2 separate regions of the Mus musculus genome follow, and region 1 is linked to region 2. A link is a loop called in an ENCODE intact Hi-C map of the cell type or tissue named here. Cell type or tissue: heart. All regions are shown on one strand. Links, peaks and the distances in the headings refer to the core of each region. The heading gives the core; the rest is flanking DNA.

What was found. Hi-C counts contacts between places; a loop is a spot of excess contacts. Peaks named below come from ENCODE experiments on the same cell type or tissue, not always from the same donor. Only the 100,000 strongest peaks of a DNase experiment are listed, where the experiment ranks them.
Region 1: a loop joins it to region 2, with 1.8 times the contacts of the local background. A loop is called at or near these places in 5 of 42 quality-filtered maps.

The regions. Positions count from the first base shown.
Region 1 is chr5:113,585,933-113,601,387 of GRCm38, reverse strand. It overlaps Wscd2 (WSC domain containing 2), which reads right to left. Exons shown (of 9, transcript NM_177292.3): 9 at 11,663-13,595. The coding sequence ends at 13,243. Among named protein-coding and RNA genes, the nearest start is that of Gm42002, 9.6 kb to the left of the region's middle. In heart, for the core only: no CTCF peak of the experiment used is centred there; no DNase peak of the experiment used is centred there; H3K27me3 peaks cover 1,356 bases.
Region 2 is chr5:113,697,273-113,712,727 of GRCm38, reverse strand. The region is part of intron 2 of 1700069L16Rik (RIKEN cDNA 1700069L16 gene); the gene reads left to right. Gm46919 (a long non-coding RNA gene) reads left to right here and starts at 14,017. Exons shown (of 3, transcript XR_001784941.1): 1 at 14,017-14,093; 2 at 14,735-14,815. In heart, for the core only: no CTCF peak of the experiment used is centred there; a DNase peak (open chromatin) is centred at 8,277; H3K27me3 peaks cover 1,898 bases.

The sequences.
Region 1 (15,455 bases), core at 4,044-12,043, 110 kb after region 2:
ACCTCAGTTCTTCCCAATTGACTGGTTTTAGAATCTGTGCACATAAAACGGAGGGGAGAGGTCAGACGCTGTGATCTGAGCATGGAGCCAGTATGTAAACAAAGATTTTGCTGGTGGGGATTGGAATATCCGCATAAAGTCTTACAAGGTGGGGGAAGGTAAAAAAGATTTGAATATTCCTCATCATAAACACAGGTTTTATGGCATTTGATAGAAAAGACTCATACTTAATGTCTCCTACAATGCTTACTGCCTGTGGTGATGTAGGGTCGGGCCGATGGAGACAACCAGCCTAGTTCTGGGGCCAAAGAAACAGCAGCTTACAGCCCTGAGCACAATGCCTTCCCATTTTAAATTCCCACGAGCACATGGTTATGATTATTGTAATTTAAGCGTTATAGTTGGGGGAATTTAAATGCTTTGCCTGTGGTTTTCATGAAACAATTATACCAGATAGCACTGGGGATTATTTCTGTCCCCATCCCATCTAACACATGTCTGCTGCTTGGCATGGCAGCTGTCAGTCTCTTCCTCCCCAGGCCTCAGGTTGCTAGACCATGACATGGGAGGATGGAGCTATTATTTGAATGTGTAATGGCTCCTGTGTTAGTAAGCGTTTCTCTTGCTATGAAGAGACAAAGAGATCAAGGCAACTCTTATAAGGCAAACATTTAATTGGGGCTGGCTTAGGGTTTCAGAGGCTCAGTCCATTATCATCACAGCAAGAAGCACGAAGGCATGCAGGCAGTCGTGGTGCTGGAGGAGCTGAGAGTTCTACATTTTATCCGAAGGCAGCAGAAGGAGATTGTGCTACTCTGGACACAGCTTGAGCATAGGAGACCTCAAAGCCCGCCCCCCCCCCCAACCCCATAGTGACATGCTTCCTCCAACAAGACCACACCTACTCCAACAAGGCCACACCTCCTCCAACAAGGCCACACTCACACCATCAAGGCCACACCTACTCCAATAGGGCCATGCCCACACCAATAAGGCCACACCTACTCCAACAGGGCCACACTCACACCAACAAGGCCACACCTACTCCAAGAAGGCCACACCTCCTGATAGTGCTACTCCCTATGGCCAAGCAGTCACACCCGTTGGTCTATGGAGGTCAAACTGGTCCAAACCAGGCTCAGAACTCTTGGTGATCAGAGGCACTGTTTGGTGATGTCATAGAACCTTCAGATGGAGCGTAGCAGGAGAATATGGGTCACCAGGGGCAGGCTGATGGAATATGACTTGAAGTTTATAGCCTGGCCCAGCTTTCTGCCCTGTGTGAGGAGGTGATGACCAGATGCACACTCCTGATACACAGAGCCATCTGTCACTGCACCTTGCTCATCATGATGGATGGCATCCCCTCAAATCATGAGCCTTCTTTAAAAAAAAAAAGATGTATTTATTTATATATGTGAGTACCAGAAGATGGGCATCAGATCCCATTACAGATGGTTGTGAGCCACCATGTAGTTGCTGGGAATTGAACTCGGGACCTCTGGAAGAGCAGTCAGTGCTCTTAACCGCTGAGCCATCTCTCCAGCCCTCAAATAACAAGCCTTAAGTGACTTCTGTCAACTGCCTCTGGTTGGAGATGTTGAAGTGGTCCAGAGGTTTGCAAACACTTGCTATGGAGCCATTGGCTGCTTAGGTAAATGAGGTTTGATGGGTGTGCAGATAACCCCATCAGCTGCTTCTCTTCTGCACAGCTCAGCGGGGCAGCTGGGACAGATTTGTCTGCAAAGCATGAGTAATTTCTTTGCCTGCTCTTCCCTGAGAAGAGCACTTTAAATGTATGAGTATATGAATACTTTGAATACTTTGAATACTTTGCCTAGAACATATACCATGCACATGCAATGTCTGCAGTGGCCAGAAGAAAGCATCAGATCCACTGGAATTGGAGTTAGAGATGGTTGTGAGCCAACTCGTGGATGGTGGGAAACAAACCCAGGTCCTCAGCAGTAAGCAGGAGTGCTCTTAACCACTATGCCACATCCTGCAAACTCTGGCTCATTTTTAATGGTCGACAGAAAGGATCCATTGCTTGCTGTGGTGGTTTGAAGATGCTTGGCCCAGGGAGTGGCACTATTTGGAGGTGTGGCCTTGTTGGAGGAGGTGTGGCCTTGTTGGAGGGGGTGCGGCCTTGTTGGAGGAAGTAAATCACTGTGAGCTTAGACTTTAAGGCCCTTGTCCTAGCTGCTTGGAAGACAATCTTCTCCTGTCTGCCTTCAGATGAAGATGTAGAACTCTCAGCTATTTCTGCACTGTGCCTCCCTGGATGCTCCCATGTTTCAGCCTTGATGGTAATGGACTGAAAACCTCTGAACCTGTAAGGCAGCCCCAATTAAATGTTGCCCTTAGAAGAGTTGCCTCTTTCTTTCTTTCTTTCTTTCTTTCTTTCTTTCTTTCTTTCTTTCTTTCTTTCTTTCTTTCTTTTTTTCTTTCTTCCTTCCTTCCTTCCTTCCTTTCTTTTTTTTTGGGGGGTTTTTTTTTTGTTGTTGTTTGTTTGTTTTTTGAGACAGGATTTCTCTGTGTAGCCCTGGCTGTCCTGGAACTCACTTTGTAGACCAGGCTGGCCTCGAACTCAGAAATCTGCCTGCCTCTGCCTCCCAAGTGCTGGGTTGAAAGGCATGTGCCACCACGTCCGGCTTAGGGACTAATCTTATACCAGCATTTGCAGGAGGACTTGAACAGCAGTGATACTGGGGAGGAGGCTTCTGTGTCTGGGTTTACAAGGACAGAGATGTCTGACAGACAAAACCAAGACACAACCTAACACAGTAAAACCATCACAGTGAACGTCACTGCATTACAGTGACGTCAAAGGCAGTGGACAGGGTGGCTCCTGAGGACAAAGTGTGTTACCACCAATAGAGCACTTGCCCTGGGTATAGATGAAGAACACCCAGCTCATCCCTGAGAGAAACAAGGACCTGTCTCTTAGAACACTAACTGCTCTTGCAGAGGACCTGAGTTCAGTTCCCAGCACTCATGTCTGGTGCTTTACAACTACCTGTGAACAACAGAGTCTACACACATACCATGTCATACCACACACATCATAGTGCACACACACACACCACTAAAGCACACCCCCACAGCACACACACACACACCACACACACCAAAGCACACACACCCCACAGCACACACATACCACACACCAAACACACAGCACACACAAACCATACACACCACACACACACACACACACCACAGCACACACTCCATAGCATATACACACAACATACACACCACAGCACACACCATGCATCCACACTTTAAACTCACATATAGACACACATACCACACATACACACACACACACCACACCACACACACACACATACATATATACACATATTCCACACATACACACACACCCCACATCATACCATACACACACCATATACATACACACAGACTCACACAGACACACATACCATACACATACACACAGACTCACACAGACACACATACCACACACACATACCCCCCCCCCCACACACACATGTATATATACACTCTACACACACAGACCCTCACATGGCGGGGAACCAAATGAAAGCAACTGAACAGTGCAATTTCTTTTTGTAAAGGAAGGGAGAGCCATGACCCACACCAGGCTATGCAAGTGCACAGGTAGGAGGCCCATTTCATTTATGTGCACCCCGTGTGCCTGCACCATAGGTCAGAAGAGGGCATCGCATCCCCTGAGACTGAATTGCAGATGGCTGTGAGCCACCAGGTGGATGCTGGCAACTCAGTTTGGGTCCTCTGCAAGAGCAGGAAGTGCTCCTAACCACTGAGCCATCCTTCTAGCCCCCTGTGACTGAAAAACATGGGCACAAAGTGACAACAGAGCCCATTTTCTTTCCCCAGGACCCCAGTTCACCCCCTTTCAAGCTTAGACTATTAGGCTTGCCCAGGATGTTAGAATCAGGTCAGTGGCTGAGGAGAAGTTGTAACACCTGAGGGCCTGGCTTCTCTTTGGGAATTAGCTAATAATTACAGAATCCATGCATTTAATTAGGCAGAAAACAGCCCCTGATAACAATAATTAGCATTTAAATGTCGCTCTTCAACATCAACTTGCATTAAAGGCGTGTTTATTAATTAAACATTTTCCACAGCCCTGGGGTAGGCAAAGGATGGGCAGGCCGTCCCTCCAGGGCAGTCTAGGGAGGTCAGGAAGTGGGTGTGGGTTTCCCTGGGTCAGGTTTCTCCAGCCTCAGTTCTTGTAGCTGAGAAAGGGGATGGCAGCTGTTGGTTTAGGGGAAATAGGTGTGGCAGGCTCTGCACCTCTCTGAGCCTTTGTCCTTTCCTGTATGGCTGGTTTGGCTTCTGTGACTCCAGGCCTACGAATGACCCCTTCTTTGTAAATACACCGAATCCTCAGGGGCTCACGTAGTTCAACATTCTGGATTTACAAGAGACCTACTGAGCTCTAAGAGCCGGCGGGGCCCCAATTAGCTGTGGTGTTTCTAAAACGGTGCTCCTGATGAGAGAGCACAGGCCAAAAGAGTTAAGGATGATGGGTGGACATCTGGAAAGATGCAGGCTGAGTTCTCACAGGGCAGCAGATGTGGCCTAGATGAGAAACGTTCTCCTTAATCTCAGGCCTTTGCGGCCTAGGTTCCCCAGTTTGTGGTGCTCTTTGGGGAGTCTTAAGTGGTGCAATCTTGCTGGAGGAGGTGGTCACGCGGGCAGGGGTCGGGAGGGGTGTGCTTTTTTTTTTTGTCAACTTGACACAAATATAGACAAGATAGGAGCACAGAATCTTAATTGAGAAAATGTTTCCATAAGAAACAGCCGTCAGGCCTTTACCCAATTAGAGATTGATGGGGAGAGTCCCACCCATTGTGGGTGGGGCCAGCCCATTGTGGGTGGAGCCATCCGTGGCCAGGTGGTCCTAGGTTCTCTGAGAAAGCAAGCTGGGTAAGCCATGGGTTGCAGGCCAGTAAGCGGCACCCCTCCGCCGCCTCTGCGTCAGTTCCTGCTTCCAGGTTCCTGTCCTGCTTGGGTTCCTGTAGCTGCGAAGAGCAGGGATACAGAAGTGTAAGCTGAATTAACCCTTTCCTTCCCTGGTTGCTTTTGGTCACAGCGTTTCGAACACATAACTAAGACTAAGACTGTGCCTTATGTCGTTTCCAGTGCACTCTCCCGGTTGCACGGCTGTGGGTGAGGATGTGAGCTCTTAGCTTCCTGCCTCCGGCTGCCATGATTCCCTACAGCAATGGACTATCCCCCCTCTGGAAACTTAAGCCCAAATAAACTCACCTGTGCTCTCCTGGGCTTGGGGTTCTATCGTAGCAACAGAAAAAAGTAACCAAGTCGGGGCTGGGGAGCCAGTGTTGGAAGGGTGCATTGGGCAAAGGGAGCTTGCTCGGCGCCAGCACATCTTCTAACCCTCCAGGTAGCCGGTGGTAAACATGGGCGTTTGATAGCTCAGGTAACACCTGCTCCTCCACCCCACCCTGGTCCTACGCAGTACTCGCTAAGGCATCAAATCCAAGTCTTAAATTCTGTGTTGACACCGAGATTCAGAGGTACAGCTGCTAGCCCAGGTCAATTAAAATGACTAAAATTCCTGCTAGATGTGTTCTGACCGTTTTTCTGACCGAGCTCTGAGCTGCTCCCCTTCCCAGGTCACCCCAGGCTCTGTCAGTATTTTGACACCGGTGCCCTTTGGGTGAGACCATCGTCTGTCATGGGGCACCCCTAGGTATACTGCCTTGGCCTCAACCCACTAGATATTAGAGGCACCTCCCCTCCCTCTGCTTGCTTAAACAGTTCCTGGGTGCACCCCAGGGTGGGGAGCTCTGTAATAAAGGTCACCGTCAACACTGAAGACAGAATCCCACTGTTTTTTCCACAGGGAGAGTCAAGTTGATTTATTCATTTTTGGTTTGTTGAGACGGGGTCTCCTGTAGCTCAGGCTAGCCTTGAAGTCACAACAGTCCAGGATGGCCTTAACTGCTAATCCTCCTGCCTCCACCTCCTGAAGGCTGGGATTACAGGTATACACCACCACACACTAGATTATGTGGTACCAGGGATGGAATGGGGTGCCCTAACCACTGAGCCTCAGTATATTGGAAAACTACACATAGACAGCCTGTTTCCCAACTGTCTTTGGCTTAACACATCCCTTCCTAGTCTCTCCCACATATACTAGTTTGGTGTTTGCAGTTTTTTGGTCTTTGTCCCTTTTTTTTTTTTTTTTTTAATGCCCCACCCAGAGTTAGTCCACTGCCCTCATTTATCATCAGGAAAAGGTCTCAGCCCACACCTTCCTCTTCAGCACATTCTTCTTCATGGGCTGTGTGTGTATGTGGGGGGGGGGGGGGTGCGGGTAGTTCCAGCAGAGGAAAAACCTGCAGAAAGCCAGTGGTGAGCTTTGAGTGAGCTACACAGAATATAAGGTCTTTCTTTGCCTGGCAGTTGTCATGGGAACCTGTAAGTTATCCTTGCAGCTTAAGAGCTAGAAGACATCTGCGTGGCCACCCCTGAGCCCACTACACTCAGTGACTTGTCTCCTGGTCACTTCAGCCATGTGTTGTGTATGCTTTGTGTGTGGGGGGGGAGGGGAGGTTAGGAACCTTGACTCTACCCATTAAAAAGCCAGCAACAGCCCCCCAGCTGTGGAAAAAACCCAACAACGCCTCCAGATGTTACTAAACACCTCCATGTGGGAAGTTGGGGTTCCATTGTGTGAATCTGGAAAGCACTGCTTTGAGTGGCTGTTTCACAATCTAAACCTAGAGGAAGCCCAGGCGTGAGCTCTGTGTGTCCTTCCTCATCTCTTGTTCTCCTCCTTGGTGGACGATTGTGTTCAGCATCCTCCCAAGAGTCTTGTCAGACCCACACCTCCCTTATTCATCCCGATGTCACATCTGCCCCACGCCTACCATCCAGTGTGCGATTACATAAGAAAGTTCTTAAACGAGATGTCTTAGTCACTGCTCTATTGCTGTGAAGAGACATCATAACTGTCTTAGAGTTTTACTGCTGTGAACAAACATCATGACCAAGGCAACTCTTAGAAGGACAACATTTAATTGGGGCTGGCTTACAGGTTCAGAGGTTCAGTCCATTATCATCAAGGTGGGAGCATGGCAGCATCCAGGCAGGCATGGTGCAGGAGGAGCTGAGAGTTTTACATCTTCATCTGAGGGTTGCTAGGAGAAGAATCACTTCCAGGCAACTAGGAGGAGGGTCTTAAAGCCCATGCCCACAGTGACACACCCACTCCAACAGGGCCACACCCACTCCAACAGGGCCACAAACTCCTAAGAGTGCCACTCCCTGGGCCAAGCCTATTCACACTACCACAGGAGCTCAGATGGGGGTGAGAGCAAGATATCTCTGTTCCTGGGTCACAGATCTCATGCTGCCAAGGGCTAACTCAGGCCTACTCTGGCCACTGACTGTGGTGCCTCTTAGGACTTTTATTGGGACATGACTACTACAGAGAATCATGGCACCTACTATGTGCTGGATGCCATGTGAGTTTGAGAGAGACGGTTAAAGGCCTGGGTGGTGGCCATAGCTGTCAGTGCCCTCGGGACAGTGTGTCAGTGGTCTGAACATCAATGTGTTATTTCCTGCATGATACTGGCAAGCTCACAGGATCACCTGCCTACGCACACATGTATACACACACACACACACACACACACACACACACACACACACACACACACACACACACTGTGGTCCTTCCACCAGGAGGCTTTGGGACCTTGGGCCCAATCTTTTGGAAAACTGGCTTCAGAATATCTTAGGTCAGCAATCGTGTCGAGTTCAGGAAGCGTGGCAGCCATACAAAGGGGCTGAGTGCCCACCCCAGGTCTCACCAAGTCTCCTCCCTGAGCCCTTTCCTTTGGTACTCATGAAGGTCACCAGTGAGCACTCTGCTATGCCATTCTGGTAGTCTGGGAGCTAATGCAGGGAGCACCACAAACTCATTTGCATCAAGGAGCTGCCTCCCTCAAGGCCTGCACTTTCCAATCAGCAACAGGGCTGCCTGCGGGGGGGGGGGGGGGGGGCTGCTGGAATTTAGCCACTATTGTGCAGAGAGGCAAGATGGGGTGGTGCAGAAACACCCCATCCCTTCTCCTTCGTGTTCTGAGGTGTGCCCTCCTTTCCAGACGTCTCTCTCCTGAACATTGGCAGACTGCAGGCTGTAAATCTAAAGGGGATAGTGAACTGTAGACAAATGAACAGACATGTCGCCGAGGGCACCTCACCGCCCTGTGTCAATCAGTGCTTTCTGGAAAGAGGTGGGACATGTTTCCGTGTCACCATGAACAGCTCTCTGCCCCTAAATCCCCATACCTCTTACATCCCATCTGTGTCTCTGGGAGGGAATGAATGTACCTGGACAGATTTTTTTTTCCCCCTTGGAGACAGTCATTTACTCTCATGCAGTCAGGGTATAAAACAATGCCAGGGCAATGATTTAAGGCTGTCTGTCTGTCTGTCTCCTTTCCTCCCCTTCTCTCCCAGTACACCCTCTGCTTCTTCTACCTTCCAAACGGGCTCTGATGGTTTCTGGTTTCAACCCCGGGCACTGTCACCAGTGTCTGTGTCCCAGTGTGAGTTAGTTAACATCTTTAAGCCTCTCAGGCCTCCCACCATGTCCTGGGTGGGTCCCACCTCCACGTCTCTCCTCGGCAGTTCAGAACAGAGAATGGAATTAGAGATGTCTGTAGCTTTCTCTATGCCCTTCTTCCTCCATCTCTGCCAAGCAGAACTCCAAGGGGATAGGGCTCTCTTGACACTGTGTTCTCAGTAGGGAAATCTCGCTGGGATCTTAGTCACAGGATTCCCTGGGGTGGGAACTGCTGAAGCCGGGAGCTCCAGGCCCTGCTGGCCTTTTTTGTCTTGTCTCTACTTCAGCGTGGGGTCTGGTCCTCTGCGTGCTTACCCCAGCACCCTCTGCTTGGCCTCTCTCTGTCCTCACTCCCTCTGTGCCTCGACTAAAAAATTAAAGAAGAAGAATATCTATTTATTTTATGTATATGAGTACACTGTAGCTGTCTTCAGACACACCAGAAGAGGGCATCAGATCCGATGACAGATGGTTGTGAGCCACCATGTGGTTGCTGGGAATTGAACTCAGGACCTCTGGAAGAGCAGCCGGTGCTCTAAACCACTGGGCCATCTCTCCTGCTTCTGTGCTGCAAATTTTGAATATTTCGACAGTGAGCTGATGCTGGCGTGTTGTTCCCTCCCCCCATGAGGAGGGACCCCAGCAGCGTCATACTGAGTAAGAGGCATTCTCTCCTCCAGCCGTCAGACTACTGAGTCAGGTGCTGTCTGATATTCATTTCCTTTCTTTCCCTCTCTCACTTCCTCCCTCCCTCAAGCCTATTACCATAACAGCAGAGCTGAGGACAGGACAGCGCAGCCCTGGTTCTGCAGATTCTGTTGCTAAGGAAACCACTTCCTTGGTTACCAGGCTGGGTACATTTGTCTCACTAGGCCTGGATCCCACAGAGCCACCCCCCACTCTGCAGGATGAGGAGATGAGGGTGGGAGAGAGGGAGGAAGGGAAGAGGAGAGAAGTAGAGAGCTCTAAGATCAAGGGGTAGAGGTGGGGGAGACACGTGCAGCATTAGTGGGGAGACTGAGAATGGGAGGGCAGTGAGGAGGACAATGAGGAGGATGGCGAGGAGGACGGTGAGGATGGCGAGGAGGATGTTGAGGAGGATGGAGAGGAGAACTGAGGAGGAGGAGGATGGTGAGGAGGATGTCGAGGACAGTGAGGAGGACAGTGAGGAGGATGGAGAGGAGGACTGTGAGGATGATGGAGAAAGACAGAGGGGACAGTCAGGGGCAGGCAGAATGGAAAGGGACAATAAGACAGCTGGAGGAAGTCAGACCTCAAAGAGGGAAATCGGGGCTTTAAGGCAAAAAGGAGGAGGGATGAGGAGAAAGAAAACAGAGTGGCAAGGAGACTAGTCCTAGGAGGAGCTGCCTGCATCCCCCCTGCCTCTCCTCTCCCCTCCCACACTGGATGCAGCCGCCTCCAGGGCGCCTAGGGAAACAAACCTGGAATTGATTCCCATAATCAGCTGTATTCTACTTGAGTCTGGGAGTCACTGTGGGAAGACAGCAGGATCCAGCCTGGATGACCCCCAGTTCCCTGCTCCTGTCCACACTGCTTTCCCCAGTGAGAGTCTTAGCCCTGGAATCAATGTCCATGTTGGGGCTCAGCAGTCTCTGCCATTCATAGGGGCCACCAGGGGCCTCGCTCCCCTCCCCCAAATGCTTTCTGTGAACCCCGCAGAGATGTAGAGTTCTTCTTTTTAATAATTTTAGCAGTCAGGATTCTCTCATGCTGCTTCCTTTCCTTTCCTTTTTTTTCTTTGTAAAGGTTTATTTATTTATTTCATGTATGTTGAGTACACTGTAGCTGTGTTGTGAGCCATCATGTGCTTGCTGGGAATTGAATTCAGAACCTCTGCTCACTCCAGCCCTGCTTGCTCCGGCCCAAAGATTTATTTATTATTATATGTAAGTACACTGTAGCTGTCTTCAGACACACCAGAAGAGGGCATCAGATCCCATTACAGATGGTTGTGAGCCACCATGTGGGTTGCTGGAATTTGAACTCAGGACCTTCGGAAGAGCAGTCAGTGCTTTTAACCGTTAAGCCATCTCTCCAGCCTGAGATGGAGAGTTCTTAAGTCCTTTTTTTAAGTCTCTGAAACAGGGCACACAGGGCCTGTGGTGGACTGGTGGTAATTCATGCTCAGGAAGTATGTGTGAGTTAAAAAAAAAAAAAAGCTACTTTCATTCCTCCCAAGTCTGAAATATAAAGACTTGATTCCAGATGGCCACAGGAAGGGCAGGCATCGGTTGTCGTGACAGGCGCTTACAGCCCAGCCTCACCCCTGGCTATGGACTTGTGACATTAGAAAGGAGTGGGAGGCAGATGCCTTATGGTCCTGAGACAAGAATCTAGGCCAGCTTGATGTCACATGGCTTCCTTCAGTGGGAACAGGTGGGTGAAGGTAGCCTCAGAGACATAGATGGGTCTTAGGTTCAAAGCAAGGATCTAAGATTGGTCAGCCCAAGTTCAACGGTCTAGGATGGAGGGGGGGGGGTGGCTCTGACAGGTCAGACTTGGTTTAACACTGACACCTTAGTTGGCCCCGGCCCAGATGAGCTCAGTCACCCAGCATGGCCTCAGTGAACAGCTTTCCCTCCCCCCAGGGACTGTCACTGAAGTCTTTCTTCCTGCTCTTCCAGCATTGGTGGCCCAGGACTCTGGGTGGGGAGAAGCCCCTCTCTGCTTTCTCTCCACCCATCTCAGCAGCCCCACTCCCTCACTGCCCACAAGACAACATTAAAAGCTCCTCCTTCCACTGACTGGGGAAGTCTCTGGTCACAGCCTTCTCCACAGAAGGCCCAGTCTAGTTGGTGACAGAAGCCAGGAGGAGGTTTGTTGATGGAGATGGGGAACTGCGGGGTCCCTGGGCATCTCTCTCCCACAGACACTCTGCTCCACATCTGTGCATGATAAACCCAGAGAAGTTCACACCTTAGGCCTTCCCTCTCCTCTCTCATTCACACATACACACACACTCCCCCCCGCCCCCCGAGGAAACACTCCATGTGTGAACATGCCATACACAACTGGGCAGCCAGTTAGCAACAAAACTCTCTTTTAATGATAGTGTTGACCTGAGGAATCTTCGAACAGAAAGTTCGTGACCAGAGGAGGCCACTTGCAAAGAACTGGCCCATGTTTTGGACCCAGAGTCTCTCAGAGAGCTTAGACCTCCAAGCAGGAGGGGAGGCTAGGCCCTCTACTGCCCAGTGAAAAGAAAACTAGAAATTAGTCTGGGGCGGGGGAAACACCATACAAAATACATTCAGAGCCCCCTTGGCTGAGCCCTGGGGTGGTCCAAACCCTCCAGATGAGGGCGTTGGGAAGGGAAGCCAGTCCTTTTTTGTGTGGCCAGTGTCCAAGGGGCAGAATGTCTTGGTCATATTCCTCTTAAAAAAATATATCTCTCTTTTCACGAATCTTCTCCAGGGTTCCTTGGCTAGGTGGGAAGGAGTGTTCATTTGCCCCGCCCCCCCACCCCCCAGGCTGCGGGGGTGGAGGTGGGGGAGGGGCTGCTCCGGTCAAAAGAGCAAGGGGCTGTGACTATGGCTTTTGCGTTTATGTAATGGGAACGGTGAAGGGCTGGAGGGGAAGCCAGAGGGATCCAAGGTGGGGGAGACGGGGATCCTGGATGCATGCTTCCTAAAACGTGATCAGTGACTTGAGTCAGAAATCCTTTGGTGTCTAAGCGTCTTCGAGAAAGAGCAGCGGCATAATGGGAATGGAAAGCCATTCTTAGTGGGGACTCTGAGGAGTCCCCAGTTGGGGCTGGCCCTGTCGGGTTGCAAGCAAGGGAAGGGAGGCTGATGGCTTAGAGGGTAGGGGACAGTTTTGGGTGTGGCTCTCTCTGAGTTGGAGCACTTTTGTTCCCTGCCCTGGGGTAGTGGAAGGACTCCCTGGTTAAGGGATCAATCCAGGCAGTGTAAGATAGCCAGTTCAGGTCCCACCCTGCAATGTTGGGTCCTCTGGGCTTCCGTATGTGGCACATGGCCAACCTGTTGGGTTGGTTTTTGGTACCTAAGGGACTTTGGAAGAAGGATCAAGAACCCCAACGTCACCCTCATCCCCAAGACACGACAGCACGAGCAGACAAGACAGGGTTGCTGTCCTGGAGGGGGGGCAACACCCGGCTTGGGCCTCTTATGTGCTTTAGCCTGGGGCGGTTCCCACTGTAATGCCAGAGCACCAGTCTCCATGGTCCTCAGAAGTGAGACGCCCAAGGCCACGGAGACAGGTCCCAGCCAGCTGTCTGTCACACAGAGGTGGCCTGAGAGAGATCAGAAAGCTGGTGCCTGCTCAGGGGAAGAGGCAGGGGCCCACACAGTCAGAAGAGGGTCATTGCTTGCAAAATGTCCATCAGCTGCCACAGCCAGACCCTCCCAACCTCTGCCAGATAGCCTCTCCCTTCTCCCACCACCAATAGCAGGGTCTGGGATACTCCAAACCAGGCAGCCTACTCTCCAGGGAAAGGTGTCTAGATATCTCCTCCTCCTGAGGCCTCAGAGGGGCCTTTCTGAAGGCAGGCAGAAGCCTGGGGCTGTCTTTGTGCCAGAGGGAAGCCAGCTCTTTGAAGCCAAGGGGCACCGGATGCTGGGTCCCTCCCTGGCTGCCCATCATCTTGGGCCATAGGCATCAGGCACCCCAGTGAGGTTGCGGCTACGTAGTGCCGTGTCCACCATTCGGATGTAGGCGGCAATGGTCCTGCGCATCTCGGCTGTGTAAGGGTCATACTCCAGCTTGCGCAGCCCCGAGCGCTTGAAGTTGCCGTCCTTCTGGCTCTCCACGCACAGCAGCCGATCCTCCCTGACCGCCACGCCCAGCAGGCTGACCATGCGGCCCAGCTGCGTAAACAAGTCCTGCTTCAGGTCCTCGAAGTGCACCACCAGGACGGTCTTGCCAAACTTGAGCCAGTCCAGCGTGTGCGTGGCCCACCACGGGGCATAGTTCCTCACGAACTCGGGCCACTCTGCGGAGAGAGCAGAGCGTCAGCCCGCCACTAGATAGATGGGCAGATGACAAACCTTCCGGACGCCTGAAACCCACGTGTGCTTTTTTGGGTAACACACCCCTGGCTGGTGCCTGGTTTACTACAGGCACAGCCCTACCTATACACAGAACCACAGCCTGAAAACAGATACCACCAAACTGCGGAGGCACAGAGATGCTGGGTTATACAGGAAGGGCTGGGAGCAGAGAGCACTCGCTTGCCAAGATTGCTGGAAGCTCTGGGTTTGGACCCCAAGAAGCTGTATGGGTAGAGACTGTAGTTCTGTGGGGGAGGTTGGAATGTTGCAGATCCAAGGACTAATTAGCTTACCTTGGGCTAGGCCTAGACCTCTGGAACACCTAGGTAGTGACAATTTTGGTTTCTTTAGGAATATAAGAATTTGCTTTTGCTTTAATCCCAGGTGTGGGTAGGGGCCGCTTCAGACTGTCCACAGCAGCTGTCTTATGATTTGCCTTGTGCCCTAGCAGGCAGATCATTTTGCCAGCTGCAGATGGTTTCTGCAATTGTGTGACACCGGGGATTCCGGGGACTTTTCAGAGGGTAGATAAATGCTTGAGCTTAGAGTGGGGAGAGTTGTTGGTTGTGGTTTGTTGAGTAGTTGTACATAAAAGAAGAGAAAGAAAAAATAATACATAAAAATAAATAAAAAGGAGAAAGAAAAAATAAAAAGGGGAAAGAAAAAATAAAAAGGAGAAAGAAGAAAAATTTGGATTCTAATGGCAAAGATCTAGGAGCCCTAAGAAATTTGACACACGTAATCGGTAGGAACTAGTCTAACCATAATAATATTCCTTTTTCCTTTCCTCTCTTGTCTTTTTTTCTTCTTCTTTCTGGTGTTAGGGGTTGAAAGGGTGGAAGAAAAGAGGGGAGAAGGGTGGAAGAAAACAGAACCCACACTGTAGCAAAGACTGTCTGCACAGCTCACTCTTGCAAATCTGTCTGTTGGAACTAACACCCCCCCTACTAGTAGAAACCTTTTGGAATCTATTAACAGACAAGACATGGGCTGGCGAGGTGGCTCAGCGGGTAAGAGCACTGACTGCTCTTCTGTAGGTCCCAATCCCAGCAACCACTTGGTGGCTCACAACCACCTGTAATGAGATCTGATGCCCTCTTCTGGTGCATCTGAAGATAGCTACAGTAATAATAATCTTTGGGCCAGAGTGAGCAGGAACTGAGCGAGCAGGGCCGACCAGAGTGAGCAGAGGTTCTAAATTCAATTCCCAACAACCACGTGAAGGCTCACAACCATCTGTACAGCTACAGTGCACCCACATACATAAAAATAAGTAATTAAATCTTTAAAACAAACAAACAAGACAGCTAGCTTCTACCAGCCCAAGGCTAAGAATATCATCAGCCAGCACCTTGGGCTGAAAGGAAATAAAACTTGAGACCTGTGATTCATGTAATGTATGTCAAATAGCCCAAAGAGTTGTTTGTGAGCTTTGAAACCTGGGGCTGAGAACACAGCAGAACAGACCAGGACATGCCTGGGCAGGCCCGTCACCTCCCTAGCTCTCACCCCTCTGACCTAAGTTAAATGTTAACAGGCTGCTGATGTTTAAATGGACCAATCATGTGAAACCGCGCCAATTCCTCCCCCAGCCCCACTCCTTTTCTATAAAAACCCCTAGCTTTCAAACCTGGTCGAATCCACTGTCTCCTGTTATGTGAGATATGTTTCGACCCTCCTCGTGTTGTTACATCAAGGTGTTGTGTTCTATTCATGATTCTTGGGTGCACGCCGAATCGGGAGTTGAATGGGGGTTTCCCCACTAGGTTCTTTCAGGGCTTATAGAAAGGCTTTCCCTGTCT
Region 2 (15,455 bases), core at 3,447-11,446:
ACAACACAGCCACAAAGACAGTTAGATGCATGGAGGCCACCTGCCACTGCTCTCTCCAAGATACTGCTACCTGCTGAGAAGCCCCTGAGACATTCTGGAGGAACATCCTAATCTGCACATCACCTACAGGCTGGCTCCAGACACCAGGAATGGACTGGCGGGGGATGGGCCTTCCCCTTTTATAAGTAGACTCTCTTAGTAAACCAGAGGGCCTTGAACAGAATCATGTCTTGGCTCCATTAATTTCTCACTGTCTAAGTCTCTTTCAGCCCCAGCCTGCCTCCCAGCTGTACCTGGTCCTTGTAAGCCGTGGGCCGGCTTACAACAGGTGTAAGAGTGCCAGCCAGGGATGTTGCAGAATCAATACCGTGTTCTTGTTACAGAGGCCATGAGATTGATAGCAAGGATGCAGCTATGGTTGGATATAACTGGGCTCCTGGGCCTCACCCAGTGAGGAAAGGATTCATCCAAGGCCAGGACAGGTTCATTCCTGCTTCAGTGTGAACTGCTGGGGCATCCTGGTGATGTGTCTCCCCCTCCCTACAGCATCCATTCAGCTTTCAGTTCTGCCCACCTAAGCCTGAGTCTCTCGGGTCCTCTCTGAGCCCTGTTCCAACCGTAAAATAAGCCAAGAATGGCTCCCACCTTGTGAGGTTCTCATGAGGCTTCTAAGATGGGAGGAGGGGATATAGCAACCCCAGTCTGAGTTTATGACTTTTGCCTCCAGCAATGGGCAGAAACTTTCTATTTCTTTATGGCTTTTTGTCCCCAGGAATATGTCTCCTTGTTTCTGCTGCGTAGTTTGTTTTGGGTATGCAGAGGGTCTTTCTGGATCCTTACACCACAGAGGAGGTTGGACACCTAGTCTTACCCCAGCCAATCAATAATTCGGTTATGTCTCTGCTTATGGTCAGAGATCCCGATCCCTACCAGAGGCAGGGGACTGGACACCTTCAGACCAAGAGAAAAAGGGAGGAGAGGAATTGTCTAATGGGACACCCAAAACTCACATAAAACCCCAATCTGTTAGAGTCTGTGGTGTTCCCAGCTTTGGGTCCTTGTCTCTACCTGAGAAAAAATTTTAAACACCAGAAGAGGGCATCAGATCCCATTATAGATGGTTGCGAGCCACCATGCGGTTGCTGGGAATTGAACTCAGGACCTCTGGAAGAGCAGTCAGTGCTCTTAACCACTGAACCATCTCTCTAGCCCTCTACTTGAGAATTCTAACACCTGCCAAAACCAAACAACCAAACAACCAAAAAACCCAAGCCCCATCCGCTCTTCCTATTATGATATCACGGAGTGAGGATAGATGTATCAGCCCCACACAAACAGAAGCATTTGTGGAGATGTGGAGGCACCAGAGAGAGAAGGTCTGCAGGGCTCCAGCCCTCTCCTCTGAGGTCCTAGCTGCCTGATCAACCTCACTGCAAGCTGAATGACGGGGGTGGGGACAGCTGGACTGCTTGGCTAGCTGGTTCTCTTCTGGGTGGCCAAGGCTGTGGGCATAGCCGTTATTAGAATGACCCATCGGAGGCTCCATTGACTCCCCTCCCTGTTCCTTACTTCCTGCGTTCTGGGTGTGTGAACAGACAGACAGATCCCTGCCCTGGTCATGTTTGTATCAGCCTGGAATAGAAGATCAACAAATAAACAGCGGTGGACTAGATGATTTGCAAACCTTCATAGTTCCCTAAAAGGGAGGCAGGCTGCTGAGCTGCAAGGGAGAGAGGGGACTTTGGGTGGGTCTGCAGAGGCCTCTCCAAGGAGCTGACCCATGAGCAGAGGCCTGAAGTGAGAGGAAGATCCCAGGTGCAGACACCTGAAGGCTGGAAGTTTCAGAGAGGGCACATCACAGACAGTGCCCAGCCTGGGGCAGAGCTGGGAGTTCCCGGTTTCCCTGGGCAGAAAGAGGAGTCCGGTGGGTGAGGGAGTCCGGGCAGGAGATGAGTCTGGGAGCATGGATGTATCAAATCCTGTCAGGGAAAGAAATGAAGGCGTTAAGTACCACGGAACATCATTTGCTGGAGCTTTGGAGTTGGGAAAGATGTGAGATCCAATTTATATTTCAAAAGGAAGGACTCTGGGTGTGTTTTGGGCCAGAGGGCCTGTGAGAGCAAGGGTGCGGGTCAAACAGCAGAGAGGAGCCCTGCCCCCTCCCTGCCCCCAAAGTAGGAAATGGCTGGAAGTCAGCTGGGCTCATTAGAGATTCGATTAGATTGGGGGTAAGAGTGGTAGCTTGGCCTTGTCTGTCTTGATGTAGCTCCTACTCCGTTTTAATATTAGCCTTCTGATGATGACTGATAGTCTCGCTCATCTGGGAGAGCAGGCAGCATGAACTGTGACAGAGACCCCCCATCCCCTTGACTCAGGAGGAAGTGATGTCAGGAAGCTGGGTTGTTGCCTGGTCACTTGTTAAGGATGCAGGCTATATCTCATGCCCTCGATCTGGGCCCAGATCCTCTCTGAACCAGGGAGTAGGGTCAGAGGAGGGTTCTGAGGACCACAGGTGTCAAGGGGTCACCACGTGCAGGGTGTGGGGGATGAAGTAGAGGGGTGAGTGGTAGTGTTGCATTGGAAGGGCCCTCTCAGCTGTCCCTTCCCACCCCTCCAAATTCTGTTGGGCTAAACATTTATTGAGCACCTACTGTCTACCAGATGGTTCCCCACTACTAAAATTAACATGTTTCCAATTCACGGAGAAGGTCCCTAAGCCAGCCCCGAACACATAGAGTTTATAGGGTTGGCTTTTTCTTCCTTCTGCCCCAACCAGATCATCGGCACCTGCTTCTGGCTTGTGTTAGAGTTTGGTATGAGAAGATAGTTGATTTAGCATGAAATTTTATGTGGCAGGATAATTTATCGAGGTATTAATTTGTGTTCTGTTTCGCTACAAGAAAGGATGAGGACAGATGGGATATTGGAGAACTCTCCTCTCTGCTGGGTGCAGCTTGGAAGAAGGAAAAAGAAGGGGAGGGGGAAAGGGAAGGCCGGGTCTGCCTCAACAGGTGCTCAGTCACTGCCTGCCTCTCTTTCTCTCAGTGGAGAGGAGTGGCCGGCCGTCTGTGGCACAAGTGTCTTGCCAGAGTCCATCAGACACTGCCCTGCCACCAGGCGCTGGGGATGTGAATCAGCGAACAGAATGTTTGCTGTCTAAGCAGGAAGAACTCACTTTGAGCTCCTGCACCCATGGACATACTGGGTATTGCAGTCTACACCTGTCATCCCGGTGCTGTGGAGGCAGAGACAGGAGGGCTACTGGGTTTAGCCATTCGATGAGCTCCAGATTTAGTGAGAGACCCTGTCTTGAAAACTAAGGTGGCTTAGTCCTTAAGAGCATTTGCTGCTTTTGCAGAGGACCTGAGTTCAGTTCCCAGAATCCACATGGTGGCTCACAACCATTGGTAATTCCAGTTCCAGGAGATCTGACACCTTATCTGGACTGTAGCACCAGACACACACACACACACACACACACACACACACACACTCACACACTCACACACACCACACACACACACACACTCACACACACACACACACTCACACACTCACACACACCACACACACACACTCACACACACACACACTCACACACTCACACACACCACACACACACACACTCACACACACACACTCACACACACACACACACACACACACACACACACACACACACACACACCACACACACACTAAAATAAGTATTTATAAATACCCCGGGAGTGGAGAGATGGTTAAGAGGACTGGCTGCTCTTTCAGGGGGCCCAGGTTCAGTTTCCAGCACCCACATAATGTCTCACAACCATTGAAACTCAAGTTTCAGACCATCTGCTGTCCTTTTCTGGCCTCTACAGGTACCAAGCACACATTCAGTGCACATGCATGAATTCAGGCACATCTTCACACACACACACACACACACACACACACACACACACACACACAAGTGAGACACACAGATGCTTTAAAAACAAACAAAGTCAAACCCAAGGTGAGCCAGGGAGGTGGCTTAGTGGTTAAAGCCAGTGGAAACAAGGATTTCATCTTGGATCCCAAAACCCGTGTAAATACCAAGCAGGAAAGGCAGTGGCTCTGTAATCCAAGCCCTGAAAGGTGGGAATGGGCTCCCCGGAGCAAGCTGACCAAGACGAGCCATATTAGCAACATCTGCGTTGGAAGGGGAGACCCTACCTCAAAGAATAAGGTGGATTTGGAGCCTGGCCTGTACATGCCTATGCATGCACATACATGTGAACATGCATGTACATGCTTGTATACTGCACGCACATATGAAAAGAAGGAAAAAAATCAAGGCGGAGAGAGATAGAGGAAGACACCTGTTGCGTGCTGGGTATGCGGTTCAGCTGGCAAAGTGTTGGCCCAGCAAGCCTGAGGCCCTGGGCTTGAGTCTCACACTGCATATACCAAGTGTGCCGAATGACTGTCACCCCAGCAGTCAGAAGAAAGGGAAGGGAGGAACAGAAGAGCAAGGTTATCCTTGGCTATGTAGTGACTTCTAGGCTAGCCTGGGTCACATGCAAACCTGTCTCAACAAACAACTGTACAGTGGTGGTGCACGCCTTTAAACCCAGCACTAGGGAGGCAGAGGCAGGCAGATCCCTGAGTTCGAGGCCAGCCTGGTTTATGGAGGAAGTTCCAGGACAGCCAGGGCTACAACAGAGAAACCCTGTCTTGAAAAACCAAAACCAACCAAATAAACAATGCCCGCAAGCAAAAATAAAACAAAATGAAAAATTAAGTCAGAAGTAAAAGCAGACACGTGCTTTGGGGACCAGTAAAGGACAGAGACACCATCTTTACTGTGGAGTTGCAAAAGTGTGGCTTCTAGGCCTCTGCTCTGAGTTGACGTGGAGGAAGGATGCACCCAGGCTGGGCTGGCTTAGCATGCACAGCCTGTATTTCTCTTTGCAGCCAGACATCGCTCACTGGGAGATAAAGTCATTTAACTAAGACTGTTTTCTGGCTGGAATCGCTACAGATGATTTCCTGTTTGTCTCCTAAGAAGACTGGGCGACAGTCCCTGGCCTGCCAGCCTTGGGCAGGCTGCAAGACATTGATCTTTGAGCGGGGAGGTTCTGCGGTGGGTAATGGAGTCGGTCTGTGATCCAGAGGCTGTGAAAGCTCCTTCCATTTGATTCTGGCCCTGATATGAACTCATGGGCTTTACAGGAAGCTGGGTAGGAGCGATGGAACCTGGAGGATTCTTCTGCTCGCAGAGGTCTGCTCTGCTGTCTTGTCATGATGTCGCTCAACAGAGAGGGAACAGGGACAGAAATTGCGATCATGAACAAATTGCAACAAAAATGGTACATTTGCCTGCACAGAAGGGTCTGGAAACTTCTTCTGTAAAGACCCCATAATAAATATCTTCAGCTGTGCAAGCCACATGAGTGTCTCCAGGGAGACAGCTCAATTGGTTGGGTTTTGCTGTCGTAAGGATCCGAGTTCAAACTCCAGAACCCTTATAGGAAACGGCATGGTGGAGTATACTGGTGATCCCAGAATGGGGGAGAGAGTGGCAGATGGATCCTGGGAGTGCATTGGCCAACCTGGTCCAATCCGTGAGTTCCAGGCCAATGAGAGCTCCTGTCTCAAAAAACACAAGGGATGTGTTAAGAGAGATGGCTAAGCAGTTTAGAGCATTTGGTTTGGTTCTCAGCTCCCACACAGTGGCTCACAACCACATGTAATTCCAGTTGTGATTTCATAGGACACCAGGAACACGTGTGGTGCACATATATAGATACAGGCAGACACATACATAAAAAGACTAAAACAGCCAAGGTGGACAGTGAAGGACACGGACACACCCCAGACGGCTGGCTGGATTGGGTAGAGTAGCTGACTTCAGCTGGTCAGATCACACTCCTTACCCTCCTTCCTTAGAGAACTGGATTTTAGTTCCACCCAGCCATAGGTTCCCAAGTTCCCAGGACCACCGACTCACCTCCTGCCTCCTGCTTCAGGGATGGGTTCTCTCTCTCTCTCTCTCTCTCTCTCTCCCCCTCCCTTCCTTTATTTTATGTACATTATAACTGACTTCAAACACACCAGAAGAGGGCATCCGATCCCATTACAGATGGTTGTGAGCCACCATGTGGTTGCTGGGAATTGAACTCAGGACCTCTGGAAGAGCAGTCAGTGCTCTTAACCACTGAGCCATCTCTCCAGCCCCCAGGGATAGGCTTTCATTGGTTTGATTGAGGCAATCAAAACAGTCCGTTTGTCTGAATACAGTGGTTGGTTCAGGGTGGGCAAGAGGCCTCAGTCAGAAAACCCTAGTGAATATCATGGCTCAAGCACATCAGACAGGAGGAGTGAAGCCCAGGACTCCATGTCAGCTTCCTTTTGTGTTTCTTTGCAGTGCTGGGATGAAAAGCATGGCCTTGTGCATGCTGGGCAAGCAAGCTACCACTGGGCCACCCAGCCCCTTAAGTTCCTACTTGAAAATTCTATGAGATGTGACCTATGTGCTGGCAGCCTTGAGACCCTGATCAGACTTTGGTGATACTGAACACCATGCTCTATAGGTCTGTCTGCTGTCAGAGCAACTCTGCAGAAGGCCTTCCTGGTGGCTCTGTGGGGGCTGGAAGGAAGGAGGGAAGAAGGAAGGAAGGAGGAGGGAGGGAGGAGGAGGGAGGGAGGAGGGAAGGAGAAAGGAAGAGGGAGGGAGGAGGGAAGAAAGAGGGAAGAAGAATGGAGGGAGGAGGGAAGGAAGGAGGATGGAGGGAGGAGGGAAAGAAGGAAGGAGGAGGATGGAGGGAGGAGGGAAGAAGGAAGGAGGAGGAAGAAAGGGTGCTGATGTGAAGGGTTTTCTTTTTGTTTTCTTTTGGGGGGACACCCCTGTTGAGTTCACAAAGTTTGGATAAAATCTTATTTCACTCCAGAGCTTCCTGGGTGAGTGTGTCATTCTTGTGGTTTTGTACTCGTAAGAAGGAGCTATGTACATTGGTAACCGACCCCTTCCCCGACTTTTCTGTGCTACCACTGCTTTGACAAGTGGTAGGCTCCAGTGTGGAGATAAGAAAAGAACACACAAGCAGGTGAAGTGCTTTCTGAGAAAATGCAAGTTCCTGGATCTAGCTGCTCCTGAAACCCAGCCAAGTCCTGCCTTTAACAGAGGCAGCTGGAACAGCAGATGTTTTGTTGAATGTGTGTAAAAGGCTCTACCTTCTCTTAATTTGGTTTCTTCAGTAACCAGAAGGCTGAAGGAGCACAATACCCATTGCCAGGGGACTCGTGTGCGTCAAGGGGAACAAATCAGAAAGAAAGGTTTACAGAAACACCAAGAATGGGTGAGCTCAAAGTCTTATACTAAGTCCCTGAAATTGTCTAGACCTGTTCGTTTAGGGTGACTTCTGGTGGCTGCACACCCCATGGCTAGCCCTAAAGGGACCAAGGAGAACAAGCAAGTCATATGCCTGAAAGCCTTCTAAACAGTTAAGATGAGGACCCACCTGGCCAAGGCAGGAAGGATGGCTCAGTAAACACTTGCTGTATAAGCTGTGTGGCCCAAGTTTGATCTCTGTAGCCCGCGGTGGAAGTGTCTCTTGAAAGCTGTCCTCTGACCTCCACAGCATGCACGTATCTCGGGGCACGCACTAATACAATAATAATTAGTAAAAATAAAATAAAATCAAGAAGAGCAGGGGCAGGCGGTTGTGTTTGCTATCTACAGACCTCATTTCTTGTTTATTTCTATTGTTTTTCTCTTAAATTTTTTTTCTTTGCTTAGAATACAAAGTATCAATGCGGTCTGTCCTCCCCCTTAGATTTTTTTTTCCTCTTCTTTGCCTAGAATACAAAGTATCAGTCTAGGCTGTCCTCCTGGTCTACTTCTGAACAGCTTGCGCACATCCTTACAGGGTTTTCTTCCATATTTGAACACTTGCTATGTGCACATACTCACACAGACTGTTGCAAGTTTTTCTTAGTTACTTAGAAATAGGTCTTGGGCACGAGGAGACCTGGTTTCTTTTTGAAAGAGCTCTTTAATAACCTAAGGGAATATTATCTATTCCCCCCTGTGGACCGACACAGGCTTCCAGCTTTTCCTTTTGTCTGTGCATGTTTCTGTAGGAGAGGAGGCGAGGCGGATGGACTTGCAGGCTTGGAGCAGCCCTTGCCTGTTTGCTGAAAGGTCTCCCCCCTCCCTCTGCCTTGTCAAGGGTGGGCAATTAGTTTTGGCTAATCCGATCGACAATAAGATTTCCTTTTATTGTTTCAAATTTCCTTCATGTTTTTTTTTTTCAGCTCTCAAACACCTTCCTTTTCCTTGGGCAAGCATACCCCCTCTTCCTCCTGTTCCTCCCGGCCTCCACACCATTTCCTTTCTGCTTGGCGATTGGTGAGCTACAAGCATTCTGTTCTAGCTGGAGAGGGGTCCTCCCTAGGGTGTAATTAGCACCAAGGCAGCTCTGCACTTCCATCTTTCTACAAGAAATTCAAACCTTTGTCTGGAGTGGTAAAATCTAGTGTTTGACTGCAGGCCAAGTCAAAAAAAAAAAAAAAAAAAAACCAGGCCGGACAAGCAATCAAAGCTAAATGGACTCCGAGCGCTAAGCACCCCTTTCCCTGGTCGGGACAACAGCTGTCTTCCTGCCTGCTCGCCCTTCTTCTGCATCTCCCCCTCCTGGGAAGGCAGAGAGAAATCCTGACAAACGCCCCCCACTGAATGATGTGCTGTTCTCTGGGAGTTTTCAATTTGGCTGTATTGATTTATAAGGTCTTTTCAATTACTGAATTCTTGTAGGTGGCAGAGCGGAGGACCGAGGACGTGAGCCCCATGCTCGATCGATCTCAGGTACTTCCACAGGGGCGTCCGTGTGCCAGCCGGAGATTGATGAAGCCTCGAATAACGAGGCTTCCCACGCAACATTTATTAAATGAGAATCTAGAATTCATTAACACGGGAACTTGTCTGGAGAATACGAGGGGGGCGAACCCTGAGCTGCTGCACTTACTGGTAGCTTAATATATGAAGGCCATTTGGACTCTTATGAGATTTCCTCTCTCCCTTTATTGGGGTGGTGTGCTTGGGTGGCTTCTTGGGAAATGTCCGTCAAAACTCGGGGGAGATAAGGACTAGAAAAAAAAGGCCAGTTCCCCAATTCATCCTCAAGTGAGGATGGTGTCAGCAGCCAGTACTGAACCTCTGATTCAAAGCAGGGCCTCAGTATAAAAGAGAAGTGGCCAGCCAGTCAATGACCCGGAGAGACTACCAAGTACTAACCATGACTGTAAGGGAGCTGGCAGAAGCCAGGCAGTGGTGGCGCATGCCTTTAATCCCAGCACTTGGGAGGTAGAGGCAATGGATTTCTGAGTTTGAGGCCAGCCTGGTAAACTCACAGAGTGAGTTCCAGGACAGCCAGGGCTACACAGAGAAACCCTGTCTCCAGAAAAGAAAACACACACACACACACACACACACACACACACACACACACACACACACACACACACACAGAGGGAGAGAGAGAGAGAGGGAGAGAGAGAGAGAGAGAGAGAGAGAGGGAGAGAGAGAGAGAGAGGGAGAGAGAGAGAGAGAGAGAGAGAGAGCTGGCAGCACTATTTCTAAGCCCAGCCAGGTCAGCTCCCAGCTTAGAGATTTGTACCTGCCTTCACAATTGCTTCCTGGGAGTGGCCCACATGCTGGGTACTGGATTAAACTGTGTCTTAGGACTGTCCAAGTGGGTGGGTTAAAGGGGACCGGATTTAACCTTGTGTAGCTCTGGAAGTCTGATATCTAGGATGGAAGTATCTATAGGACCTGTCCTGCCTTTTTAAGGATCAGCTTCTGCTGGTCCCTGGCTCTTCTTTCTTCTTCTCTTTTTGAGAAGAGGGCATCAGATCCCATTACAGATAATTGTGAGCCGTCATGTGGCTGCTGGGGAATTGAACTCAGGACCTCTGGAAGAGCAGTCAGTGCTCTTAACCGCTGAGCCATCCCTCTAGCCCCCCCCCCCCCCGCTCTCTTTGGCCTGTGGGTACATGCCCACCTTTCCTGCTGCCTGTCTTCACATGCCACCTTCCCATGTGCTGATGTCTCTAAACCTTTCCATAGACAGACAGACAGACTCCTGCCACTGAAGAGAGTTCCCTCTCCAGATCACTTGTGACATTCCCTCAAAAGGGTCACATCTCCAAAGACCCTGTTTTCCAACAAGGTCAGTTTCACAGGTTCTGAAAGGACCCGAATCTCCGGGTGACTCTGTTCATAGTACAGGGGCTGTGGGGGACGCATCTGTTGCCACCTTCCCCACAGGAAACAGAAAGAAGAGATTAAGGAGACACAAGCCTGTTACATAGGGGCAGCTTTGCCCCAGAGTCCTTCCTGCTGTCCAATGGAGCAGGAAGGATGCCACTAATTTTTTTTTAGAGATGAGGAGACACAGGGTCAGGCAGGTGGCTCCTTACAGCTGCAAAGGGCCACAGCTAGGTCTTGCCAATTCTTTATCATAAGGGAGGTAGGAAACAGATGTACAACGCAGGACCCTACATTCCAACCACACCCTGGGAAACACTACTGAATCCCAGAGTTTTCAGTGGAGCATTCTACCTTCCCTTTGATGTCTCCTCGTCTGCTTCTGCACAGTGTACTTGGGCACAACCCTCCAAACCTGCCCAGAGTGGCTTAAGTCAGGACCCTGGCCTACACCAAACCCATTAGCCCTTGTTCTGGGGGCTTGGAAGAGAGGCCAAGGGATTCCCAGCCTCTGATGGGAGCCTGATACTGAGCAAGCAATATCTGCATCACCTACCCTGTCCCAGGGTGTGGAATGGGCAGAATCAGCAGCCAGTCACTTAGTAGCCAATTAGCAGGAAGCTGGGAGAATGTAGCTTCACAGGTGGCACCTGCAACCCAGTCATCCCCTTCCCTGTCTCCTGCCCAGCGTCTCCATGCAGCCCTGGTTGTCCTGGAACTCACTATGTAGACCAGGCTGGTCTGTTACTCAGATATCCATCTGCCTCTGCCTCCAGAATGCTGGGGGTTAATACAGCTGTGTGTGCCTCCGCCGCCACCACCCAGGTGCTTTGGTATCTGTTGCCGAATCAGAGCAATTTGGGGATAATCACCAAATCAAAAGCAAGTTGGGGTAAAAGGGTTTATTTGGCTTACACATCTGGATCACGGGCAATAGTTGAACACTACTGAGCAGCTTGCTCAGCCTGCTTTCTTACACCGTTAGGACCACCTGCCTAGGAGTGTCACCACCCAGAGTGGTTTGGCTCCTCCCCTAATGCTTCAGTCAAGAAAATGTCCCATAGACTGGCCTACAGGCTTATCTGATGGAGGTGTTCTCTCCATTGATGTTCCTCTTCTTGGATGACTCTAGCTTGGGTTAAGTTGACAAAAACCTAACCGGACATCTTCCTCTCTGCTATGGTGACTGCGTGGTTGACAAGGCTCACCATTACTGTCTAGCCCTGACAAAAAGGAAGGCACTGTGTGTCACAAGTCCAGGGGTGGTGGTGGTGGTGGTGGTGGGGGGGGGGATCAAAATGCAAGTTTAGTTTCTAGCAGACTTGTAGGCGTGTTTCATTTTCATCCCCAGAGTTAAGACGTGCAAGTGAACCATTCCTGTCTGCAAGCTTGGAAATGGTTTGTTACACATTACCAAGACTTTACTATGTGGCAGACAAAAAAATTAACGACCCCCAACAAAGAGGAACTTAAGCTATCGAGGCCTTTATTTTAAAAGATTGTTCTAGAAGATAGTTGCGTCACGGGCGTTTCCTATCTTTTTGTCTTGCCGATTCTATCGTGTAGGCCATGACTATCCTCACGGTAACTGCTCCAAGACTCTAGTCAGTGCTCAATATCAGGAAGGGCAGATGAGAGCCGGGCAGCCCTTTCTCTGCGCATGCGCGTGCCTTTCTTGCTGGTTCAGATCAGAACAAGACACAGGGCAGTATGATGGGGCTAGACAGCTCTCTATGTGTCTCTCTCTTTTTCTTAGTGTGTTTGGTCACGTGGAGGCCAGAGGTCAAGTGTTACACTGGCTGTTTTCAAGTTAACTTGCTACAAATTAGCCTTACCTGCAGTAAGGATCCCCGCCCGAGGACCCGCCCAGATTGTTTGGATTGACATGGGAGGACCCGCCCAGATTGCTTTGACAAGCTTTCTGCTAGCAGTGATAGAAGGTTGTGGCAGAAAGAGGGCCACTCCCTTTTGCTCTCTTGCCCCCTGGGTTGACTCAGCCTGCTGCTGTTGCTGCTGTTGCAGGTTCCTTTGCAGACATCAGAACCCCGAGTGCGCGCAGGCTCCCTGCATGGACTAAAGACTGTGGATGAGGAGTCAGGGAAAAGCTGTGTCCCCAGAGACTGACTGGTTGGAACCAACTTCCGTGGAGAGGTTGGGATCTTGCAGATCCAGGGGCTAATTACCTTACCTTGGGCTAGTTCTAGCCCCTGGACAGCTAGCTATTCCTTGCCACCTCTGTGTTGGAACTAATGTCCCCTGACGAGTAGATAGAAACTTATTTGGAATCCATTAACAGACAGCGAGCTTTCAACAATGCCAAAGCTAAGGACGTCATCAGACAGCATCTTGGTGTATAGAAAAGCTTTGCTGTCTCTCTGTACCTACTTCTCTGATGTACCCACCAATGTATTTAAACTTGCTTTGGTTTATGACTTTCTTTGTTCTACAAAAACTTTATGAAATCAAATGCATGTTAGAATTTGGGGCAACCTAAATCTGTGTTTCCAGGCCACGGTCACTCAAAATGTGCCCAGAGTAAACTTATTTAAGATAAGAGCTGTGGTTTTTGAGTCAACAAGACCAGTGGCTCTCCAGGGACTGCCAGGGTTTGACTGCCATCTTGTCTGCTGAGGCACATTGCCTTGTGGACTGAGCAGCTACCAGGTTGTTGGTTTTTCCAGCAGGAGACAACCACCCTGCGACTTCAACTGTAGAGGCCTCAAGGATCGAGCAACTTCCATTTCTTAGCCTTTCAGGGGTGATTGAGTTGTTGTTGGTATTTAAGATGGTTGGTATATAAGATGGTCTCAGTCACATACACAATATCTATATATCTACACACTAATCTCCTAGACTCTATCTCTTCAGAGAACACAGAGTGATACAGCATTCTGTCTCAATCTGGTCCCACCATGTCTGGGGTAAGAGACATCTGCTGCACCCGGATTTCCTGGAGCTAACGGGCGTGGACAATGGATTCCAGGGATCTTCTGTCTTCTCACCAGTTGGGATTATAGGTGTGTAGGTGTGTGTGGTTGGTGTGTGGTTACACCTGCCACATACATACATACATACATATGTATATGTACACACACACACATATGCAATTTTATGTGTTTTGGTCTGTCTGTGTTTCTGTGCACCATAGAAGCCAGACGAGGAATTCCAGATGGTTGTGAGCTGCCACCTGGGTGCTGGGAATCGAACATAGGTCCTCTAGAAGAGCAGCCGCATTTAGCCACTGAGTCCTCTCTCCAGCCCACACACCCCTGCTTTTGCTTATTTTGATCTCAAATGGGCCCTAGGGAATTAACTCAGGTCCTCATGCTTGCTTGGAAACACTTTATGGACAGAACCATCTCTCTAGCTTCTCTCCCTTTCCTTCTTTCAGCGTGTGTGTGTGTGTGTGTGTGTGTGTGTGTGTGTGTGTGTGCGTGCAAGCATGTGTGGCGGTCAGAGGACAGCTTTTGTGACTCCTCTCCTTCTATGGTGTGGGTTCTGGGGTTCAAACTTAGGTCATCAGACTTGGCGGCAATCACCTTTACCCACTGAGCCATCTTGCTGCCCTCCCAGCCTGTTTTAGACAAGTCTAATTCTGTCCTCTAGAGATGTGATCATTCCACAGAGCTCTTTTTTTCTTTAAAGATTTATTTATTTATTTATTTATTTATTTATTTATAAGGTACACTGTAGCTGTCTTCAGACACACCAGAAAAGGGCACCGAATTCCATTACAGATGGTTGTGAGCCACCATGTGGTTGCTGGGAATTGAACTCAGGACCTCTGGAAGAGCAGTCAGTGTTCTTACCTGCCGAGCCATCTCTCCAGCCCTCCACAGAGCTCTTAATCAGTGCTGAACAGGTAAGGGAGAAGGGCGCTGGTCCTGGGAGGGTCATCAATAGCCGCTTCTTGAGTCCTATTTGAGAGCAGTCCGTGTTTTGGTCCATTACACAGGGAGTGATTCACCCATTACACTACAGAACAGCAACCCACAGCCTTACCTACCTCTAGGTAGGGCCAGTGATTTCTCCCCCCCCTTCTCCCCTCCCCTCTCCCAGGTTCCTCTGCCATTGTCCTGGCAACAATACAATCTCTGACTCTGCTGTCAAGGACAATGGTGTTTCTGTTTCCCTGTTTCTTTGTTTGAAATTGTTTCTTTTTCTCTCCCTGGGTAAGACCTGAGTTTCCAGGGAGCATCCTTAGCTGTCTTCCTCTTCACACCTGGGGACTGAGTGCCTTTAGCTTTGGGGGTGGACAGTCTTGGCAAGGGGAAGGTGGGTAGGAGCAACTGCTGCTTACTGACCACGGGGAATCCCCACCATGGGAATCCTTTGCCTCTGGGGACTTCTGTGAATCCTTACAGGCTGACAGCAGCTGTGTCCTTTGCACATCTGGGTCCCTCTGGTCATAGGGAGGTGGGCAGAGAGGCTGTATGCATCGTGGTTGAGCTGCAGCTTTGGGCGTGGGCTGACGTGGGTTTGAGTCCTGCCTCTGCTCTACAGGCAGCCAGTTCCTTGCCCAAAGCATCCAACCCCACAGAGGGACTTGAAGTATGTGAAGAATGTGAGCCTCTTGGACAAATGGTACCACACGTTTCTACATTTTATAGTTTTAACTTTTTACTAACTATGTTTTCCTGGAGCCAAGCTGGGCCCTGGGAGGTGGCAGTGATGTGGCAGGTTCAGGTGTGCACCCTCTGCCTCGTGGAGCTGGGTGGGTGGGTGGGGGAGTAAGACTGGGAGTGGGTGGAGCCATCTGTCAGGAAGAAGAGATACCTAGTAACCAGGACGAGGGCTTCGGCTCCTCTGTTGCACTGCAAAGGGCAGATGATCTATGGGCATGCTTGCTTTCTGTGCATGCTCGCTTTCTGGGCATGCGTGCTCAAGCCCAGTAAGTCTTCAATATGTGCAACTTACTGGCAACGTAAGTCTGAGCGTGAACTTAGGGAGTCCAGGAAACTGGACTCAGAAATTCCCTAGCACCAAAGTCCCAGGCTAAGGCCATGTCCAGCCTGAAACACAGTTCCACAACATCCCACACTGTATGCGGCGCCGACAGTCTTTCCACTTCATCTCTTGCCACGTTTCCTAGGGCTCGGAGGAAGTCATGAGATACCTGGTTATTTCCCCCCATTTAAGGCTGAATCATGTCACAAGCAGAGGTCCTTATCCTGAGCATCTGACGGGCTGTGAGTCTCAGCAGTAATACCTTCCCACCGTGAAA